Linked DNA regions of Homo sapiens: region 2 is linked to region 1. A link is an interaction called in ENCODE POLR2A ChIA-PET data of the cell type or tissue named here. Cell type or tissue: endothelial cell of umbilical vein. All regions are shown on one strand.

What was found. ChIA-PET counts read pairs that join two places held together with the same protein. Peaks named below come from ENCODE experiments on the same cell type or tissue, not always from the same donor. Only the 100,000 strongest peaks of a DNase experiment are listed, where the experiment ranks them.
Region 2: POLR2A ChIA-PET joins it to region 1 with 9 read pairs; 3 of 35 experiments call an interaction of 5 or more read pairs at or near these places.

What each region holds. Positions count from the first base shown.
Region 1 is chr12:3,049,231-3,053,230 of GRCh38, forward strand. No RefSeq gene overlaps it. Among named protein-coding and RNA genes, the nearest start is that of TSPAN9, 26 kb to the right of the region's middle. In endothelial cell of umbilical vein, no CTCF peak of the experiment used is centred here; no DNase peak of the experiment used is centred here.
Region 2 is chr12:2,900,796-2,904,795 of GRCh38, forward strand. All of the region lies in intron 1 of TULP3 (TUB like protein 3), which reads left to right. Among named protein-coding and RNA genes, the nearest start is that of TULP3, 12 kb to the left of the region's middle. In endothelial cell of umbilical vein, no CTCF peak of the experiment used is centred here; a DNase peak (open chromatin) is centred at 1,656.

The DNA.
Region 1 (4,000 bases):
CCATGTAGTCCAGGCTGGTCTCGAACTCCTGGACTCGAGTGATCTGCCCGCCTTGGCCTTCCAGAGTGCTGGGATTACAGGCGTGACCCACTGCGCCCGGCCATAAATAGAGTTGTATTGGAACATAGCCACAGTCCCTTGTTTACAGATCTTCTCTGGCTGCTTCTATGCCACAGTGGTAGAGCTGAGTGGTCGTGGCAGAGACCATATACAGCTCACAGCACCTGAAATATTTACTATCTGACCCTTCACAGAAAAAGTTTGCCCACTCCTGCATTAGGGGGTGGCTGGAATGGCTTTTTCAGAGTGGGTGGTCCTTGAAGGCCTCTCTGAGGCGATACAGCAGCCAGCCACGTGAAGACCTGGGGAAGGAGCCCAGGGCAAGTGTGTGGAGGCAGGAGAGCGCACATGTTCAGGTGGAGAAAGAGGGCTGGAGTGACGTCCTGGTCCTGCTCCACAGGGTGTATCTTTAATCATTTACTAGAGGAGAGTAGCGGTTTCGGGAGGTGGTTTTTTCTCCCGCTCCATCTGTTTCCTCCCAGTTGGCTTTCTCTTGGTTAGTTTGGGTCTTGGCCATTCATGGCAGAGCCCTTCCTCAGAAGCCCAGCAGTCCTAGTTGTTCAAACTTAAGACTGGGCGCTAAAAGCCAATGAGAGGCTCTGACTGTGCAGCAGGTGCTGGAGACTGGGTCGCGCTCTGTGACCATCTGACTGGGCTCTTATTTTAGGAAGTGAGTTTCTGTAGGGTATTTCCTCCTGGCCTGGTCAAATTCCATGGATGGGGTTTCTTCAATTGCTTGCTGGGGAGAGCATGTGGCCACCAGCATTCTGGGAACCAAGTGCTGGAATGTCTCAACCTGCAGTATGGAAACTTTCACTAATCCCCCTGTTTCATGCACTGTGTGCTCTCGCGTTCAGCTGTAGCTGGTGTCCCCCAGGGAGAGAACTCCCAGCTGCTGCCTGAGCTGTGCAGGGGAAGTCCCCCAACTGCACGGGGTTGAGGAGAGATTTGGGGAATCTATCTCTTCTTGAGCTCAATTTGGTCAATTCTTCTGTCTTTGGCCCCATCTCTACCTCTACTTCCAGAGATACCTGGTGCCACCAGTTCATGACTTTTGAAGGGTTTGGTGGTATGAGTCATGCTCCTTTGTGGCTTTCCCTGGTTTAGGATTCAGCTTCCTTCCCCTTCTCCTTTCCTTCCTTCCTTCCTTCTTTCCTTCCTTCCTTCCTTCCTTCCTTTTTTTAGAAGGAGTCTCGCTTTGTCACCCAGGCTAGAGGGCAGTGGCGTGATCTCGACTCACTGCAACCCCCACCTCCTAGGTTCAAGCAATTCTCCTGCCTCAGCCTCCCGAGTAGCTGGGATTACAGGCGTGTACCACCACGCTGGGCTGACTTCTGTATTTTTAGTAGAGACGAGGTTTCACCATATAGGCCAGGCTGGTCTCAAACTCCTGACCTCAAGTGATCCGCCCGCCTTGGCCTCCCAAAGTGCTAGGATTACAGGCATAAGCCACCATGCCCAGCCCCTTTCTTGCTTGTTTCCTTGCTTGCTTTCCTTCTTATTTCTTTCTCTTATTAATATTATTTTTTTGAGACAGGTTGGAGTACAGTGGCATGATCTCAGATCACTGCAAGCTCCACCTCCCCGGCTCAAGTGATCCTTCCATCTCATCCTCCAGAGTAGTTGGGACTACAGGTATCTGCCACCACACCTGGCTAATTTTTGCATTTTTTTGTAGAGATGGGTTTTCACCATGTTGCCAAGGCTGGTCTTGAAATCCTGGACTCAAGTAACCCACCCGTCTCAGCCTCCCAAAGTGTTGGGATTACAGGCATGAGCCACTGCACTCTGGCTTGGCTTTGCTCTTTCTTTCTCTTTCTTTCTTTCCTTCCTTCCTTTTCTTTCTTTCTTTCTTTCTCTTTCCTTCCTCCTTCCTTCCTTTCAGCCACCACACTCTGGCCTCCCTCCCTCCTTCCCTCCTTCCTCCCTCCATCCCTCCCTCTCTCCCTCCCTCCCCTTTCTTTCTTTCTTTTTCTTTCTTTCTTTTCTTTCTTTCCTTCCTTCCTTCCTTCTTTCTTTCTTTTTCTTTCTTTCTTTCTTCTTTTCTCTTTTCCCTTCTCTTTCTCTTTCTCTCTCTCTCTCTCCTTCCTTCCTTTCTTTGTTTCTGTCTGTCTGTCTTTCTTTCTTCTTTCTTTCTTTCTTCTTTCCCTCCTTCTCTCCCTCCCTTTCTCTCTCTCTCTCCCCCTTCCCCTCTCTTCCCCTCCTCTCCCCTTCCCTTGACAGAGTCTTGCTTCGTCGCCCAGGCTGGAAGCGCAATGGCATGATATAAGTGATTTAAGATAGAAAAGTATTTCTCTCTCATGAAATCTGTCCATTATTGTTAAGGTACTCCATGGTATCAAGGACCCAATATCTTTTTTTTTTTTTTCAGACAGTCTCACTCTATTACCCAGGTTGGAGTGCAGTCGCACGATCTCAGCTCACTGCAAACTGTGCCTCTCGAGCTCAAGGGATCCTTCTACCTCAGCTTCCTGTGTAGCTGGGACTCTGGGTGTGTGCCACCATGCCCAGCAAATTTTTTGTATTTTCCACAGAGACAGGGTTTCACCACGTTGGAGTATTTTGGACTCAAGCAGTCTGCCCCCTTGGCCTCCCAAGGTGCTGTGATTACAGGTGTGAGCCACCATACCTAGCTCCAAGATCATTTTACCTTGTTGCTTTACAATGGGTAGTTTCTATTCCTAAGGTAATATCATGGTCCAGAAGAGCTTCAGGAAATCCAAGACCATTACATAACATTCCATTCAACTGAAAAGAAAAAGGAGTGAAGCTTTTGAAGGCCCTGACAAGATTTTGTGGTAGGGAGACTGCTTTTTTTTTTTTCTCCTAACATCTGTTAACAAAATTTCTGTTATCATCTTTTTCTGGTAATATCTGGTAGTTATGTATGTTGCTGACACCTCAATGTCTGAAATCGAGTAAGAAAGTAAGATCTATGCGGCCGGGCGCGGTGGCTCATGCCTGTAATCCCAGCACTTTGGGAGGCTGAGGTGGGCGGATCACCTGAGGTCAGGAGTTCGAGACCAGCCTCAACATGGGGAAACCCCATCTCTACTAAAAACACACACACAAAAAAAAATCAGCTGGGCGTGGTGGTGCATGCCTGTAATCCCAGCTACTCGGGAGGCTGAGGCAGGAGAATTGCTTGAACCTGGGAGGCGGAGGTTGCGGTGAGCCGAGATTGGGCCGTTGCACTCCAGCCTGGGCAACAAGAGCGAAACTCAGTTTAAAAAAAAAAAAAAAAGAAAGTAAGATCTATGCTGCTATGGTTTTAATGTGTCCCCTGCAAAATTCAGGTGTTGTCAATGTGATAGTATTAAGAGGTGGGGCCTTTAACAGGTGATTATATCATAAGGACTTCTCCCCTCATGAACAGGATTAGTGCCCTTATGAAAGAGGCTTCCCATGGCTGTTGGCCCTTTTGCCCTTCTGCCTTCTGCCAAGTGAGGACAGTGTTCCTCCCCTCTGGAGGATGCAGCTTTCAAGCCACCATTGTGGAAACCAAAATTGGACCCTCATCAGACACAGAATTTGCTGGAACCTTGATCTTGGACTTCCCAGCCTTCAGAACTGAGAGAAGTAAATTTTTATTTTTTATAAATAAACCAGTCCCAGATATCTGTTATAGCAGCGCAAAAGGACTAAGACAATGCTTTCTTAGACAATGGGTTGCTCAAATGTCGAACTCTGCTGTTTTATGCTATTTCTATAGTTTACTTTTCAAGATTTTACTAATATAAGCTTTACAATTTTATAATGTACTGATACACATTTTTATGGTGTTCTTATTATATTCCATGGAAAATGGCAAAATAAATTTTAAGATTCCAGAAAAAAAAAAAAGAAAGAAAGAAAGAAAAAGGAGTGAAGAAGAGCATGCCCCTCCCTTTTGGGAATTTCTGGAAATTGCATTTCTGCTTACCTTCATTGGCCTCACTTA
Region 2 (4,000 bases), 150 kb before region 1:
ACCTCCTGGGCTCAAGCAATCCTCCCACCTCAGCCTCCCAAGTAGCTGGAACTATAGGCATGCGCAACCAAGCCGAAATACTTTTTTTTTTTTTTTTTTTGTAGAGACGGTTTCACCATGTTGCCCAGGCTGGTCTTGAGCTCCTGGGCTCACGCGATCCTCTTGCCTCTTAAAGTGCTGGGATTACAGGCGTGAGCTACTGTGCCTGGCCATGTTGTGGTTTCAGTACACACTTACCTAATGACTAATCATATTGGATATCTTTTCATGTGCTTATTACCCATTCGGAAAAGTTCTTTTGTGAATATTTTGGGCCCCCTCCCCCCACCTCTTTTTTTTGAGAAAGGGTCTCTGTTCCCCAGGCTGGAGTGCAGTGGCACAATCACGGCTTACTGCAGCCTTGACCTTCCTGACTCAGGCAATCCTCCTGCCTCATTCTCCTCAAGTAGCTGGGACCACCGGAGCGCTCCACCACACCTGGCTAATTTGATTTTTTTTTTCTTTCTTTCTTTCTTTCTTTTTTTTTTTTTTTTGGTAGAGACAGGGCCTCCTTATATTGCCTAGGCTTTTTGCCCAATTTTTATTTTGTTTTATTTTATTTTTTGAGACAGAGTATCACTCTGTTGCCCAGGCTGGAGTGCAGTGGCGTGATCTCAGCTCACTGCAACTTCTGCCTCCCGGGTTCAAGCGATTCTCCTGCCTCAGCCTCTTGAGTAGCCAGGAATACAGGCAAGCACAACCACACCTGGCTTATTTTTTGTATTTTTAGTAGAGATGGGATTTCACCATGTTGGCCAGGCTGGTCTCCAGCTCCTGGCCTCAAGTCATATGCCCGTCTCAGCCTCCCGAAGTGCTGGGATTACAGGTGTGAGCTACCGTGCCTGGCTCCAATTTTTAGTTAGGTTGTTTGTCTTAATCTGTAAGAGTTCTTTAGATTTTAAATATTAATTTTTTGTTGGATATATGTTTCACAAATATTTTCCCTAGTTTGTGGCTTGCCTTCTAATTTTCATAACAGTATCTTTGCAGAACAAAAGTTTTTCATTTTGATGAAGTCCAACTTGCTGATTTTTAAGTATGTGAATTTAAGTAAAAGTCATAATCATACCTACAGTTTTTCTTCTAAAGGATGTTAGTCAATCTTCAAATAAGCATGAATAACTAGATTTAAGAATAAAAAATTGTTTTTTGTAGTTGTTTTCTTGAGGTAAACCTTTTATTTCCTTTATCTTTCCTGTGTAATATCTTTGCAGTAATTCCTTGTCTCACACATACTATGTTTATTTCTGATAGGTTGAGTTGAACCAAATTTTTGTAAATTATATTTATTTTAGCTTCATGCAGCAGCTGATTACTAAATATTTACAATTATGAATTTCTCTAAATTGCCAAGTTGTCCTCTTTATCACTGCACACTGGCACTTGTTGCATTAATGAGAGAAGATAACTATATCTAATTTCTAAGTCTAAAAAACATCAATTTGTGATGTTCTGAAGCAATACTGTAGTCAGTAAAGGAAGCCTTCACTCAAGTTACTATCAGGAAAAGCAACGGGCTGCTCACAGGCTTTATTTTTGCAAGTCTTATCCTGCTGCTTTCCTGGCAAGGATGGTGTTTACTCTCTCCAGTACCACAGAAGGAGCCTGTTTAGCCTCCTGCATCAGTGGCCAAATTGCAGTTGAGTGCTGATTACAGCATCCTTATCTGGCACAGTGTAGGAAGCAGCAAGAAACACTCTTGATTGTTTAGTGGCAATAGATTTTGTGTTACTGGCAGCTCGAAAAATTTACACTTAACAGGCTGAGAGAAGTTGACAGGAACATTGAGAGTCCCGAATAATCATAGATTCTTGAGGGTCATTAGTAACATTATTCAGTGCTTCAAAGTACTTGGCAGTGTGGTCTGTTGGGTATAGCACTAGACTAGCAATGGAGAGTAACGTTTTAAAGTATGCTCAAAGTTTCTCTGTTACTTATCTTTAGCAAATTTCTTCATTGTTCATACCATCTTCATTCCCTAGAAATACTGTGTGAGCATAATTTAGGTGCTAGATTAAAGGGCAATGGGATTTTTTTTTTTTTTTGAGACAGAGTCTCGCGCTGTTGCCCAGGCTAGAGTGTCATGGCGTGATCCCAGCTCACTGCAACCTTCACCTCCTGGGTTCAAGTGATTGTCCTGCCTCAGCCTCCAGAGTAGCTGGGACTACAGGCACGGACCACAATGCCTGGCTAATTTTTGTATTTTTAGTAGAGATGGGGTTTCACCATGTTGGTCAGGCTGGTCTCGAACTCCTGACCTCAAGTGATCTCCCCACGTTAGCCTCCCAAAGTTCTGGAATTACAGGCATAAGCCACTGCACCTGGTAGCAGTGGGATTTTTAAAGGTAGCCAGTCCACAACAATGAAAAAAAAATTACCAAAATGTATATTTTCTTTTTTTCTCTTTGAAAATGTATATTTTCTTTTTTTCTATTTTGAAAAATTTGGCCGGGCACGGTGGCTCATGCCTGTAATCCCAGCACTTTGGGAGGCTGAGGCGGGTGGATCACCTGAGGTCGGGAGTTCAAGTCCAGCCAGACCAACAGGGAGAAACCCCGTCTCCACTAAAAATACAAAATTAGCCAGGCGTGGTGGTGCATGCCTTTAATCCCAGCTACTTGGGAGGCTGAGGCAGGAGAATTGCTTGAACCCGGGAGGCGGAGGTTGCGGCGAGCCAAGATCACGCCACTGCACTGCAGCCTGGGCAACAAGCGCGAGACTCTATCTCAAAAAAAAAAAAAAGAAAAAAGAAAAAAATGAAATTTGCTGAAAAGTTGCAAGAAAGCACAGTTGATAAACCTATGCCCTTCACCTAGATTCATCACTAATATTTTTTATACCTGATTTTAAAAAATCTTTTTAGACTTACAGAAAATTTGCAAAAATATTAGAGAATCCCTCTATACCTTTCACCAAGTTTCCCCTAATGTTAACGTCTTCTTTTTTGTTTGTTTGTTTGTTTTGAGATGAAGCCTAGCTCTGTTGCCCAGGCTGGAGTGCAGTCAGTGGCACGATCTCGGCTCACTGCAACCTCCGCCTCCCGGGTTCAAGCGATTCTGTAGCCTCAGCCTCCTGAGTAGCTGGGATTACAGGCGCCCACCACCACGCCCAGCTAATTTTTGTATCTTTAGCAGAGACGGGGTTTCACTGTGTTGGCCGGGGTGGTCTTGAACTCCTGACCTCGTGATCCGCCCGCCTTGGCCTCCCAAAGTGCTGGGATTACAAGCGTGAGCCACCGTGCCTGGCCTAATGTTAACATCTTATATAACCATAGCCACATTATCAAAATCAGGAAATTAATATAGAATCAGTACTGTTAACTGATTCACAGGCCTTATTTGAATTTTGTCAGTTTTCCCACTAATGTCTCTTTCCTAGTCTAGGTTTTTTTGGTGTCCGTAAATAAAGGTTCACCACATTGTCAGAAAATTCTCTTTCTGTACACTGTGCAGTGTTGTAAGGCCTTGTAGTTATCTTCAGTTAGTTTTTATTTTATCTGTCTGTCTCACCTATATCTATCTGAGATGGAATCTCGCTCTGTTGCTCAGGCTGCTGTGCAGGGTCACAGTCACAGCTCACTGCACCCTTGAACTCTTGGGCTCAAGCACTCCTCCTACCTCAGCCTCCTGAGTAGCTGGGACCACAGGCTCATGGCACCATGCCCAGCAGGTATCTTCAGTTTAGCCTTTACTGGTTGGTAAATGGAGAATAGTTCAAGAGAATGGTGTTCTATGGGCATTCTCCTCTGCCACGCTTGAGTGTTTCTGTGTTTCTTCAAGATGTGTGTTTAGGGTTTCCCCTGTTTGTACCAAGAAAATAGGAAATTTTCTTTGAGAAAAATGAGAGGAAAAAGAATTACTCCACTTTTTTTTTTCCTGTAGAAATTCTTTCTGTTTTGTGTTGATTTATTAACCAGGCTTGGTTATGGTTAGGCTTACTATTCAATAACTAAGTTAAAATG